Linked DNA regions of Homo sapiens: region 2 is linked to region 1. The links are chromatin contacts, found by Hi-C or POLR2A ChIA-PET in ENCODE. All regions are on one chromosome and are shown on one strand. The core of a region is the stretch at or near the end of the contact, and the rest is flanking DNA. Distances in the headings are between cores, read along the strand shown. Region 1 overlaps LOC105372932 (a long non-coding RNA gene). Region 2 has its middle 62 kb from the start of TLR5.

Region 1 (7,338 bases), core at 2,331-4,830:
TCACAGTTTTATGAAGCAATATGAACCTGTTGGATTTCTTTTCAAAGCATAGTAACTAGACCAGTATTGACATCCTTAAAAAAAAAAACAAATTTTTCTCCACCATTTTATCTTGCCTAATGAAAAACCCATTCATTTAGCCTTTTGGCAATTGTTATAACATGCACTCTGGGATTTTTAAGAATAGTTTTCAAAGGAAACAGAGAGGTGGTTCCTCTCCATTTCATTCTAGCCACAGTTAACCTAAGCATTTAGAAGTTTTCCTTCCAGATTTCTACTGCTTTTATTTCTTTTCCTATGTTCATTCATCACCATAGATGCTATGGTAGGAGAGAAAGCGGTTTCAGTTGCAGAACTTGCTTCCTGTTAATACTTCCATTACAGAACATTTTGGAAACAGATGCAATGACTTAAATATAATAATAAAAGTAAAATAATTATATCCAGACAACTAAAGCCAAGTGAAAATAATTTTGCAAAGTGAATTTTTATTTTCCTCTTCATATAATAGATACATTGATATCAGTCCTTACCTCTCTGCTCACATCCATTAGTTTAATAAATAATATTGGAGATATAATTTGCATGGTAATTTTATGTAAACATGTAGATCACTATGTTTCACCTCCATTGCAAAAACATGACTTATTATTTCATGTATTGTAGTGACGATGCTCTCTAAACATAACAATTTTATATTGAAAGCACATTACATGACATAAAACAGAAATTTGTTTTATTTCACAAATGCCTGCAGCGTAACATATTTCCACGTTATTCAATAGGATCCAGAAGTGTATTTAGGAGATGGCTCACAAAATTCTTTTCACTGGCTTAATAGCTTTTTGAGAGAGGAGACTGGTTCCTAATCATTTTTATTCTATTCACAGCATGAAGTTCACAGTGAGTAATAAAAAGTTTGATCAAATTAATGAACAAATGAACGTATTGTAAAAAATAGTGTTAAAAACACAAAATTGCCAGGCGTGGTGGCTCACGCCTGTAATCCCAGCACTTTGGGAGGCCAAGGCGGGCAAATCACGAGGTCAGAGATCGAGACCATCCTATCCTGGCTAACATGGTGAAACCCCGTCTCTACTAAAAATACAAAAATTAGCTGGGCATGGTGGCGGACGCCTGTAGTCCCAGCTACTCGGGAGGCTGAGGCAGGAGGATGGCGTGAACCCGGGAGGTGGAGCTTGCAGTGAGCCAAGATCGCGCCACTGCACTCCAGCCTGGGCGACAGAGCAAGACTCTGTCTCAAAAAAAAAAAAAAAAAAAAAAGAAAAAAGAAAAGAAAAAACAAAAAACACAAAATTTGGGAACAAACTGAGCTTTAGTAAGCATTGTCTATAAATATTTGAGGGAACAGAAATGAGAAGCCAACATTGGTGAGAGCACCACCCAATAAAGAGCTTGATAGATATAGTCACCGGAGAAACTTATTTTAATGTTTCAAAGGTATCAAAACAATAAATGAAACCAAATAAAACTTAAAAATAACAACCAAAAGGAAAGTCTTCAGTCTCCACGCAGTGCTTTGATGTAATATATTTATGTTTTCTTCCTCCTCAGGCCTCACTAAAATAGTTGCATAGGATGGTACAGTTCTTTCTCTTAAAGTACTTCTGTACTAGGTAATTTTTTTAAGTCTCTTCTATATATAATTTATTTAAAGATATAAAGGGCCTCTAGGGCTCTCAGGGACCTCCATGTTTTGGCAAGGAAGAGAATGAAAACAGAAGGTTCCTAAAATTATGGAAACTATTTTTTGGGTAACTTAAAGCAAAACAAAACAAATGAACAACAAACAAAAGTAGAGAGATATAAAAGATATCCCTGAAACTGTTTAATCTGGTGACCTTTCTTTACAGACCAAAAGAGCACTTCTTTTCTAAGATTGACATAAATGCATAAATTGTGCATCCTAAACCTTACTGGAGTTATCTAATTCTACTATAATGTCACTTCCAATTATGGGACAAAAAAAGTCAAATCTTATTCTTGCACTTCCTGGTAGAGATATTTTTCACCTGTATCAGGGCCTAGAATTGAAACTGGAAAATAAGCTACAATAGAAACTGAACTATGAAATTGAACTACAGAGTACAGAAGCCAGCTCAGAATACAATTCGTCTGTTTTTACCAAAAACCATGTTCCTGGGAACATACACCTGTTTGCATGCTAAGAATCTTGAAATTTAAAAAAAAAGCATGATAAAATTTAGGAAGAGGACAATTTTTTTTTCACCATTCCCCAAATCTATTGGCCATTTACTCCCCCAATTAGTTTTTCCAAACAACTTTAGAAGATCAACACAAGGTTCAATTGATTATCCTACTTAGATAAGGAATTGTAAATTATTAAGTTTGGCTTTGAGACTTCACTTTACATTTGCACATTTATACTTACATATATACCCATATCTAAAAAATTGCTTTCATTTTTAAAATAATCCCACAGTCAAGTAGTACACCATCATCCAAGCAAGACTGCTTGTGTGAAGATAGACACCTGGTGGTCAATATGTAGAACTGCAGCTCAGGAAAGACCTAGATTTCTTTGAGGTTGTCTCTTGTTTTTTCCCCATTTCCCACTGCTTTCTGGGTACAGATTGCTGTTGATGGTGGACATACTGCAGCTGTGTGTGAGTGAGTCTCAAGTTCAAGTCAAGAGATTTCCAGAACAGTTACATCAACTCCATGAAAGCTTCAGGTCACAAGTTTTCTGAATTATTTGGAGAGCCAACCAATGTAGCATGCTAAGAATTTTTAAAAGTTACTAAAATCTCTTAAGCAAGAAGTTGAACAGGAGCCTCAGTGTTTGGGAGTAAGGGTTAATCTCCACCTACAAATTTCTGCATTTCCTCTGTCAGGATAATAAGCTTCTGTTTCCTTTGGGGAAGAAAAAAGAAGTGTCGATTCCTTTGTCACCACAAAAGCAAGCATTTTGAGCTTTTAAATATGGCCCTGCCCCTGAACCGACCCTGCCTCGTGTCTAAGTGCTTTTCTCCAAATTGAACCTCACAAGACAAAAATACATAACTTAAAGAAATGGCAAGCTAAAATCTCTCTATTTTTTTGTTACTCCTGGCTATTAATTTTATTCTCTTCAATTTTTAAGTCTTGAGATAAGCTTCTGGAAGCAGATACAGAATAGTTTCTAACTTTCTCAGAGTACACTTGGTTTTAGACAGGGAGTGGAATCATAGCATGGGTTCTCACTCTACTTGCATCGGTAAAGGAGGAGGAAAGACATGCATCAGAAGGACAAATGTGTGAGTTGGCTCTATGTCTGATGAAGTGACACACTACAGTGCCGGAGATGCCCTGATTTCCCATTAAGCTACTACAGAGAAAGGCATAGCTTAGTCGCATGGGCTGAATTCCTTATGGTACAATTATAGGCACAGTCACACCTGAAATGACCAGACATCGTGGTCAGAATGCCCTTTGCTTAACTTCTATTGGGCCTTTGCTCTGTGCCAGCCACTGTGCACAGGCTGCCCCAAATCATGCCACAAGCCCTGTCTTTCTTCTTGTTTCCAGTTGGCCCAGATGGACACACAGCATCCCAGTCCTGGCAAGCAGAGGGCTGGGGTGTCCTTGCTTGGGTCTAACCCTGGCCTCCCATCCTGTTTCTAACCGATGTGTGTACTCATATACATACATCATCATGTGAAAGTCAAGGCCTTCTCCAATATTTAGAGGCTGACTGGTCAGTAGTTTTATCACCAGAAAGAAGAATGGGAAAAGATATCAAGAAACCTCCTTTGTCATGAGAGAAACATATTAATTTGGATTGAATAATGTAGTAAATATAGTGACCCCTCTTTCCATCCTCAGTCAAATTAATGTGAACTTCTGGCCAGGTTTGGGGACACTGGAAGAAGACTTCCTCGTTGCGACTATGAGAACTATCATATCACAAGAACCATTTAAATGTCAGATGCACAATCCTCTTTCTGAAACCCTTGTGAACAAATCCACTATTCAGAATTCAGAATTTTCAGACGGTAGATATGTAACACAGTCTATACATTGAATATTGTGGAATACTCTGATCAGGGACTGGAGTAGGACCCCTAATTCAACACATGAAGAGTTCTATTACTGAATGTGTGGTGGTCACATCAGTAGGGATAAAATAAACAAAAGTAGTCTCGCATTGGTTCAGATCAGGCATTATCATCATATGATTCTAGCACACATGAAAAAACACTTGCTTATCAGACTATTTTTGAATATTTGATGGTGGATAGCAGACTGCGGTTCTGCCTGTGTGTGATGCAAGAGACATTCCCAGGCATGCAGCCCTGTCCAGAAGGCTCCTACAACTCTCCAAAATCAATAGGGCAAACTACACCACCAAGAAGGAAATCTATTATCAAGTAGCCCATTTTCTTTGTTCATCAAAAGGCAATGTATTCATCATAAAACTGTAAAACTTTTAGAAGAAAACATAGAAAAATATCTTCATTATCTGGGATTAGGAAAGGAATTTTAAATGATGCAAAAGCATGATACAAAAAAGAAAAAATGAAATTTTATCAAAATCAAAAACTTTTGCTCTGCTAAATCACTTCCAAGAGAATAAAAAGACAAGCCACAGACTAAAAGAAAATATTTTCAAATCTCCTATCTAACAGAGAACTTTATATCCAGATTACATAACAAACTCTCAAAACTCAACAATAAGAAATCAAATAACCCAATTAAAAATGAACAAAGAGATTGAACAGATGCTTCACCAAAGAAGACACAGGAGACTCCCCCACCATCGCCTCCTTAACCACAGGGGATACATTTCAAGACCCCCAGTGGATGCTTGAAACTGTGGATCGTACTGAACCCTAAATAACTACTCATAATAAAACAATTATAATAATTTACTATAATAAAAGTTATGTGAATGTGGTCTCTCCCTCATCTCATACTGCACTCACTCTTCTTCTTGTGATGATGTGAGATGATAAAATGACTATGCGATGGATGTGGTGACAGTAATCTGATAAGTGAGATGCCTACTCAGTGACTAACAGGCAAGTAGCCTATACAGCATGAATACACTGGACAGAGGGGATTCATGTCCCACGGAGCAGGGCTGCGCAAGATTTCATCACACTGCTCAGAACAGTGTGCAGTTTAAAACTTACGAATTGTTTGTTTCTGGAATTTTCTATTTAATATTTTCAGGACACAGTTGACTGCTGGTAACTGAAACTGCAAAAAGAAAAACCTTGGATAAGAGGGGACTGCTGTATAAAGTACGAGAAAAGATGTTTAATACCACAAGCCATTAAGGTAATGTGAATTTAAACAACAGTGAGCTACAACCACACACCTATCAGAATGTCCAAAATAAGGGCAGGCGTGGTGGCTCACACCTGTAATCCCAGCACTTTGGGAGGCCGAGGCAGGTGGATCAGCTGATGTCAGGAGTTCAAAACCAGCCTGGCCAAGAAGGTGAAACCCTATCTCTACTAAAAATAGAAAAAGAAAAAAAAATAGCTGGGCGTGGTGGCGCACGCCTGTAATCCCAGCTACTCTGGAGGCTAAGGCAGGAGAATTGCTTGAACGCGGGAGGCAGAGGTTGCAGTGAGCCAAGATCGCACCACTGCACTCCAGCCTGGGCAACAGAGAGACTCCGTCAAAAAAAAAGAATGTCCAAAATAAATACTGACAACACAGAGTGTTGACAAGGATGCTGAGTAAGTAGAATTCACATACATGATGGCTGGAATTGGAAAATGCTACAGCAACTCTGGATAATAGCTTGGCAGTTTCCTTATAAAGTGAAACATACATCTACGCTATAACTCCACAAGGCCGATCCTGAGTATTTACCCCAGGAAAATGAAAATGTATGTTCACATGAAACTGATAAACAAAACTTCAGAGTAGCTTTTTTTTTTTTTTTTTTTTTTTTTTTACACAGTAGCTTCAAACTGAAAATAACTTGAATGTCCCTCAATGAGTGAAAGGGTAAATAAACTGTGATACCACATATGATGGAACACTATTCAGTCATAAAAAAGAACAACTTAGATAACTCTGTGCTGAGTAAGAGATGCCAGTTTCAAAAGACAAAAGCACAATGGTGGAGAAGAGATTAGTGATTGCCAGGGATTATGGTGGAGGGAGGGGTGAATATAAAGGGACAGCATGGGGAAGCTTTGGGGGGTTATGGCACTGTTTCGTATCCTCTTTGTGGTGGTTACACAAATCTATACATATGTGGAAATCCATAGAGCTGTACATCAAAGAAAAAAGTCAACTTTACTATAGGATAATTTGGAAAATAATTTTTTTAAAGGCCAATGCATTCCTATTTGACTTTTCTATTCACAGTTTGTTGTCAATCTCTTCTTTACTGAACTGATGACATCCTGTTTTCACTAACACTGCTTGCCTGGCGGGGAGATATGAGGCATGTGTGAGGCATTGCAGATACAAAGATGAGTCAGGCAGAGGCTCATGCACAGGGCTCACCACCTGGGCAAGGAAATGAGACAGGGAAGTGAAGAGACGTCAACAATTTATGCTACAGAAATTCAAGGGGTGAGAAATCCCTGATCACTATGGGAAGTGTAAGCACAAAGCGTGTTTTCTTAACTCAACCAAGAAGGAATAATTGGTTCTGTTTACTGTTTCCTTACCAAATATATTTTTTGGTAATTTTGAAGACTCCCTTGCTTTGACCAAAAAATATTAAATTTAAAAATCTCATTAGTTGATAGGAACAGTGCCTGCTGGGTTGTAAATTTATTGAAACATGGCCTGTCCTAACCAGCACTCTGACACATAGAAGTCCCGTCACTCATTATATAAATCCATTTATTAAATAAATGGATGAAAGATAACATCATGAGCACAATATTTGAATCATTGCTAGTCATTGCGGTATTATTTTGTATTTAGTTGTCATATTCATCAGTATAGCTTCTGTCATAGTCATTTGGAGATGAAACATATTTTAATTAATATGTGCCCACTTCATTCTGAGGCTCTGTAGGTGGCACTCCCCAGGGGAAAGTCCCTAAAAGTGAGTCACCGTGATTATTCATGTCCTGTGGCATCAGTCTTTGAAACCAATATCTACAGGAAATAAATACCAGGAATGTGAATGCAGATGCCTTGAGAAGACCACTAATCCTGCTATGATAAGTAACTGGGCAGTTATTCAAGTGGGGTGTTTTTAGTGCCATGGAAACAGACAGAGTCGGTGTTTTCCAAGGGAAAGTGTTTTAAATCCAGAGTCCTGCCTAATCTGGATATAAATATGCTGACTGTTATGAATCTAGCTTCCTAAACCAAGCCCTACCTTAATTTCCTCAT
Region 2 (7,338 bases), core at 2,100-4,599, 1.6 Mb after region 1:
GGCCAGGGAGCAGGGGAACAGAAGTGAGGCCGGCAGATCTCTGGGTCCAGGACCCTTGCCCTGGCCATGAGGTGGAGGGTGCAGCAGGCTTCAGCCCCAGAGGGCCACCTCGCGTCCCCAAGAGGCAGGGGTTGGCTAGGGCTCCAGGGGACCCTTTCTCTGGGGCCATATATGAGGGTGGGTTCTACTCGGTCCTGTGAGCACCCTTGGGCTGCCTGCTCTGCCTTGCCAGGCTCTGCCTGCCTTCCTGGTGCCACATGGGGCTGGGTGTGGGGAGCAGGGGAAGGAGAGCCACGTTCCCCTCCTGTCCCAGAGACTCTTAGAGAGATGAGGTAATGTCTGTAGCTGCCCTGGGGAGGGGATGGGACATGCACAGTGAGGCGACCATCCGACTCTCACTCCATGCTGCATAGGGACCCTGCACTCTGGGTTTCAATGCATTCCGTTACCCTCGTTTCCTCCTCCGGAAGCCGCCACAACATGCTAATCCTTCAGCAGAGCTGCAAGGGACAGAGAGGGAATGGAATCAATATTTATGAGGCCTTCAGGCCCGGCATGGTGGCTCACACCTGTAATTCAGGTGTGGCTCACACTTTGGGAGGCTGAGGGTGGATCGCCTGAGGTTGAGAGTTTGAGACCAGGCTGGCCAACACAGCGAAACCTTCTCTCTATTAAAAATACAAAAATTATCTGGGCGTGGTGGCAGGTGCCTGTAATCCCAGCTACTTGGGAGGCTGAGGCAGGAGAATTGCTTGAACCTGGGATGTGGAGGTTGCAGTGAGCCGAGATGGCGCCACTGCACTCCAGCCTGGGCAACAGAGCAAGACTGTCTCAAAAAAAAAAAAAAAATTATGAGGCCCTCAGGAAACCTGGGGGTCCATCCATCAACGCCAATCTGTGACCTCGTTCAGATGTTTCTCCAGCTCTGGCTGCTGGAACGTTTATTCCTCCATCAGGGCTTGGGCCATTCCAGGCTGGGGAGAAGAGGCCAGAGGGAGGAGGGAGGCCCCCAGCCAGGTTCCGGCTTGGGCAGTGCAGCCAGCAGAGGGGCTTAGGAGCAGCAGGCAGTGGAGTCCTGAGCAGAAGCAGGAGGGTTGCAGGGCTGTGCTGGCACCAGCCGTGGTACAACTGGGGCATGGATGATGACTGAAGATGGTCAGGTAGAGGAGAGTTGAAGCTTCTACCCTACATGTGTGCTCACTGTTCAGGAGACTCATCAGCGCTGCTTTACAGTGTGGTCGCTGGCTTTTCCCAAGAGAAAGAGGAAACTGCCAGGACTGCTAAAGGCTGGGCCCAGGACTGCTGCTCCTTCTATGGCTCGACACAGGGGGAAGGGGGACAGCCTCGCTTCTTGCTGGGGCTGATCACAGGGGAAGAGGGGTCCAAGGCCACCATTGGAGACCACGCATTCTACGTGAGGGCCACGGGTCCCCCTGTGTCTGCCTTTCCACGTGGGGAGGGGTACATAGCAGCTGTGAACCTCTCATCTGCTGCCCCAGGCTTTTGGATCCTGTCAATGCACAGACTCTGACAGACTCAAACATCTGCCTTCCAGCCTCGGCCATGTACTCTGGTGACTTCCCCAGAATGAGTGTGGCAGGTCGCCTTGATCCAAGTAGCTGCCAACTCACCCTTGCCCTCTTAAACAGCCCCTTTGTGGACAGTGGTCAGTGACAGAGACATGGGTGACCTGCTGAGTGGGAGGGGAAGGCTCCTCTCTGGAGGTTCAGAGGTGGAATTCAGACCCGCAGGCCAAAGTCTCAGAAGGCAGATTTTACGCCCACGCAGGAGTGAATAATAAACTCTTTAATACTGGAGTGGTCTGATTTCCAAAAGGGGGTGCCCTGTCCCTAGAAGTGTTCACACAGAGGCCGGATCATCCCTGCCGGGAGAATGAGAATGAATTCCTACACTCGTGGAGAGGCTGGACTCTTTAAACTTCCAAGATTCCTCACGCTTTTAATCATCCTTCATTCTAATTATCCAGACCCTATTTGGTGACAATTATCATTTGCAAGTCCCAGCAATCCTCATTTTGGGGGCCAATCCCTAGTTGCTTGTGTAAGTAAGCATTGTTGAGAAAAGGGTCCAACAGCTGGAATCCAGGAAGGCCCTACCTACCTAGGCACCATGTTAATGCCCAGCTAGTCAGTTGGGTCCAAGCGGCTTTGAGTATTTCTATTTTAATATAACTGCATGAAATTCGCGCACCCGGGAAAGAGCTCGTGCGGGGTCACTGAGCACCTTCTTTTCTTGGCCCTGAGGTTGGGCTGGGGGTGGAAAGGACCCTCAGCTCAGAGCCCTCCGTGAGGCCCCCAGCATCTACTGCATCACAGATTGGACTGTCCCCAGCCACAGGACAGGGCTCAGGCCTCCCAGTTCTCCAAGAAGCGCATTCCCTGGGGTTGGCCCACAGGACCGGGCTTCTCCGTTCACCTTTTCTCTTGGATTCGTGCACCACCTTGGCTGTACTGAGAAGCAGTAGTGTGAGCAACCAGGTTTGAAGGCCACAGGCTCTGACCCCAATGCCCACCCTGTGCTGCTCCGGAGGAACTCTCTGGGGTCTCCTGCCCCTCAGGCTCCAATGCCGGCCCCAGCCTCACTCTGCCAGGGCCATGGATCCTGCCCTCACAGCCCTGGGGGGGAAGGACCAGTGCCCAGGCAAAGCTCCATGCCTGGCTCACACAGGCCCACAGGAGAGGGAGGAAAAGTCTCCCTCATGAGTAGCCAGGGTCAGGGTCCAATGAGGGCCCTTAACATGTAAAAGATGTAGCTTGAGCTCAATCAGCTTTAACCTTGTCTTTCCATTACCTCATAAAGTAGCATGGAACTCTTGACAAAAGTAGCAAAGCTCTGAGGAGATGTGCGCTTACTGGCTTTCTAGCATATTCCAAAGTTCTCTCTGCCTCCAGGTGTGTTGCTGCTGCAGGGCTGCAGGTAGGCATGGGCCGGGCTGCAACTTGGGGCTCTTCTGAGGACCTGGGACTCTCCCCGGGAAGGGCGGCCGTGCAGCTGTTTCTAGATCAGCGAGGATTTCACCACAGGACTCCCATTCTGTGATCGTGCTTCCAGGCTGACCTGTGGCACGTGTGTGCAGGGTGTCGTGCATGTGTATTGTGCGTGTGGTGGGTGTCCACTGTGTAGTGTGTGTACACATAGTATGTGTGGTGTGTGTATACTGTGGTTTCTCCCCTGAGGCCGGCGCCTCCGGGTGTGGTGTTGGCGCTGTGTCTAGGGTTTCTAGAAGGGGAGGAATGAGGGAAAGAGGCCCCTCCGGGCACTGGGACAGGCTCAAGGGGAACAGCCCCGAGCTGGGTGTTGGCTGAGTGTGAATTCCAGCAGCCAGGCTCACAGACCCGTGTCACCTCTGACGTCAAGTGGCAGGGACACGCTAAAAGCCTTTGAGTCTATTGATTGAGAAGGCTCCAGAAGGTTTTGGAGCGCTGGAAGAAGGCCAGGCCTGGAATTTACGCGTCGGCCTCTTGGTGTCTCCTCCCGCTGAAGGGAGTAAATCCAGGCAGGTCTGGGGCTGCCGGGCGGGCACCTGGGGCGGAGGAGCCTCGAGGCTGTGGTCCTGCAGCACCACCTGGGGGCGGCGAGAAGAGTAGCCGCAGAGGCTCGGGAGGACGCGCCCTCGGGTCCAGCCGCAGCCAGCACACCGGGAGGTGGTCAGGGGTCATCTCTTCTGCGCCGGCCCCAAAGTAGACTGTCCAGTTCCCTGGGAGATACTGCGAAATCTGCTTCATGTTTCCATTCGTAGACAGGAAAAAAAAAAGCCCGCCCCAAAAGCCTGAGCTTCCATTAGGATTACCTTGCCTGGGGTCCCAGAGTGACCATAAAACACCATTTCCCACCCTCCCTGCCCCATTGGTTTGTCAGAATACTGCTTCCACTAAGAGGTACCATCGTTTAAGATTCTTAGAATATTCTACCTAAAAGGCCTGAATATTCTCATATTCATGTGTGGCCTTAGAATGAATATCCAGCCTGAAAGGAGATGGTGAAGTATGCCTGCCTCATAGGGAAACTGAGGCTCAGCAAGGCTCCGTGGAAGAGGGGAAACCTTACCCTCTGAGTGCTCCATAATGGAGTCTATGGAATAAACTGACAGCAGGCGGATTAGCAGGAGGAAGGGTGACCACATTTATTATGCACATGGATGCATCATGGGAAAGAAAAGTGAATATCTCCAAACCAATGAGAGACCTAGAAGCTTATGCGCCTGACTCACCGCGGAGGCAGGAGAGGGGATGGAGGTGCCATGGGGAGAATGAATGATTTGGGGAAAGATGAATGGGCCCTTGGGAGAATATGGGTAGCCTATGACAAAGTTGGCCTGGGCATGGCATCAACCTTCAGTCCCCTCTGCTGTGATGCGAGTCTCCCCTGGCTCATGAATTTCCTGGGGAGGGGGATTCATGATAATTGAGGTCCCTTTGGAGGGTCCGTCTTTAGGCAGACAAAGGCAGCTCAGAGCAAGCCTCCGCCTGCATCCTGTGCTGCCCAGTGCCTTCGGTTCAAGGTAGCTGGCATACCGTGTTTGGGTGGCACTTCCCGAACTCCTTCAGCCCAGTCCCTTGACTTTAAGCCCAGTGCTCTTTCCACTGCTGTCCACGGTGTGTGGCCCTCCCCCCGTGCAGGTGTGTGACTGGGCACCCGCAGAGGGACACCAGGCCACAGGGAAAACAGAGAGAGGCAGACCCAGATAATGCCAAGATGTGCACAGAGCTGAGTGCTGTAGAAGGAGCTGCAGGCATGGGATGGAGGGTGTGACACCAAGTGGTACCACCCACAGGACACATCTGCTGCGAAGATACTCAGACTGAAGTCTGGGTCCCAGAGAAATGACTCTTTATAGCACCTGGAAAGGCTACCCTGCTGCCTGCAGTCTCTGTGGAACAAAGAAGAAATGAATATTGCAATGCATGTCACACGTAAATTCAGCATCTAGCCCTGTTTGTACTTGACCTGGCCTGGCCACCTTGTTACCTTATGCTCCTCATCACAAACTCCTCCCCAGAGCCAGGCTGCTGGCCTCCCTGAATATCCTGCTTTCGCGCCTTTGCTTTTGCTGCTTCCCCTTCCCGGAGCACCTGCCATGCCCCCCTCACACCTTAGCATGTGAGTCGAAGCTTCCTGTACACAGCCAGGGGCTCCTGGAGGGGTGTGTTAGCTTCCTACAGCAGCTGTAACAAAGTCTTACAGACCGGGAGGCTTACACAGCAGAAACCTGTGGCCTCACAATTCTGGAGGCTGCAAGTCCGAGATCTAGATGTTGGCAGGTTGATTCGTTTTGTGGGCTGTGAGGGAGAATCTGTTGCAGGCCCCTCTGCTTGGCTGGTAGTCGACCATCTTCATGTGTCTTCATGCATCATTCTGTGTGTGTGGCTGTCTCCACGTTTCTCTTTTTTATAAGGACACTATTCATTTTGGATGAGTAATGGCCTCATTTTAACTTGATTACCTTTCTAAAGCCTTATCTTCAAATGAGGTGCTATTCTAAGGAACATGGGACGTCAGCAAATGACTTTTGTAGTAGACACAATTCCACCCACAATACCTGGTTCTGGCCTGGCCAGCCACTGCTGAACCGATGGAATGCTAAAGGGAATGGGATTTCGAAGTGAAAGATGGCTTGGAAGTTTGGAGAACATGAGGAGGAGGTCTCGGGGGTGTTGGGGGTGGATGAGCCCATTGCTGTGGGAGCAGAGAGGTCAGAGCATGTAGTGGAAAGGGGTTTGGGGTAAGCTTTTGCTGTTTCGGTTGTGAGAAAAACTTTCTTCCATCTCCTTGGGAAAGCGTTAGCAAGGAGTACATTACTAATCCTTAGACTGGAGTGAGATATGTGTTGGGTCAGGGGCAACGTGAGGACGTCCGGCACTACGGAAGGGCCAGGGGGAGCCCCAGTGGATCTAAATCTTTCTTACCCTTCCAGGACTAACTCACGTCCTTCTTCCTGGCACGTCTGAGCTTGCGTTATTCTGGCAGAAAACAAACTAAATTACAGTAAATATATCACACACATTATTTCCAGCGCCACTTCATTAGCCGGTGCTGTTTTGTAGGGCTAATTAACTGTGGCGCGTATGTTTGTCTTCTCCAGTTGATGCTGGTGCACGTGTATAGTCTGAGGTTTGTTTTTCCCCAGCCTCACCCCCATGGTGCCTAATACACCACATCGTGCACAGCAGGCGCTTGGAGCACGCCTGTAAACTGAAGGCTGCTTGGGATGCCCATCACGTTCCCTTATGCCAGCCTTAGCACAGCGTCGGGGTCGCCCACACCCAAGGCTCCCCCTGTACCTGTGGAAGGGCTAGAATGGAGACAAAAGGCGTGCCCCATACATTGTACTTCCTCAGTTTTGGAGAGGCTCACCCTAAGGTCCTCTGCAGATATTCCCGTTCTCAACAACGTTGGCCACACCCCTGGAGGCTTTGGAAGTTACTAGAAGGGCCCGAGTTTGACAAGGCCTTCTGCTGCTCTCTCTGACCTTAGGCCCTCAGGAAAGAAGGCGGAGGCATTTGGCACTGTAGTGGATGGAAACCAGGCTGCTCCGAGTGGCTGTTTTCTTTCGACGCCAAAGAAATGGAATTTGCCTGAGAGTCTCAGAGCGTCTCTTCCCACTTAATAAATTCTGTTTGAAATGGATGATAATGGCTTCAGGGACAATGTGTTCGAGATGGATTGTAACGGGAGATTAGGGAACAACAGGTTCACAACCCCCAGACCTGACGCTGCAGGCTTTTAGTCAGGGCCCTTCTGGGAGGACAAGCAGCTGGTCTAGGTGGAGGGAGAATTTGGAAAGAATCCAGGGCTGGAGCAGGGCCACATCATGAACTGAGGATGCAGAGGAGATCTGAGGCCAGAAGATGTTTCAAAGGTAGGGAAGGGCAGTGGGGAGAGTGCTGGGGAGGGGCCTCTTTGAGGCTGTTCCAGGAGATCAGCTCTTGCCAGGAGCTGGACTTTGAACTTGGGTCCCGTGATTATAAAATCCAGTGGGCCAGAAACCAATGATAATGATTATGGCCCCTTGCTACATTGGGATTTGGTGCTGCTGAATGCTCTGGCCTCAGAGGACCCCGTGACTTTGGGGTGCTGTCAAAGAAAAAATTATTCGTGATACTTGTTATAGATGGTAAGGCAGACTCTATTCACTGGGGGAATCACAGTAGCTCTCGGGACCACTGCAGTGGGGTCTTGCAGTGGGGAGAGAGACTGAACTCAACTGAGTCCAACAGGGACAAGTGAGGATTCATAGCCCAGGAGCAGAGTGGGTGTCCGTGGATGGAAAATTACTAAGAGGAGGCATTTTTGCTAGACTGACAACAGAATTCTTGC

What was found. Hi-C counts contacts between places; a loop is a spot of excess contacts on that map. ChIA-PET counts read pairs that join two places held with the same protein, here RNA polymerase II (POLR2A). Pooled maps may share reads with other maps.
Region 2: a loop to region 1 is called in a pooled map, with 2.8 times the contacts of the local background. The contact joins two enhancer-like sites. A Hi-C loop is called at or near these places in 1 of 168 maps with a recorded cell type or tissue (IMR-90) and 1 of 50 pooled maps. POLR2A ChIA-PET finds 5 or more read pairs at or near these places in 1 of 52 experiments (T-cell).

What each region holds. Positions count from the first base shown.
Region 1 is chr1:221,433,093-221,440,430 of GRCh38, forward strand. The region is part of intron 3 of LOC105372932 (a long non-coding RNA gene); the gene reads left to right. Among named protein-coding and RNA genes, the nearest start is that of LINC02817, 100 kb to the left of the region's middle. RefSeq lists an enhancer at 6,612-7,338. Within about 2 kb of position 3,581, at least 2 of the 41 ENCODE cell types and tissues checked have a DNase peak (open chromatin) inside an H3K27ac peak, as active enhancers do.
Region 2 is chr1:223,078,007-223,085,344 of GRCh38, forward strand. No RefSeq gene overlaps it. Among named protein-coding and RNA genes, the nearest start is that of TLR5, 62 kb to the right of the region's middle. RefSeq lists an enhancer at 607-1,120. Within about 2 kb of position 3,350, at least 25 of the 41 ENCODE cell types and tissues checked have a DNase peak (open chromatin) inside an H3K27ac peak, as active enhancers do.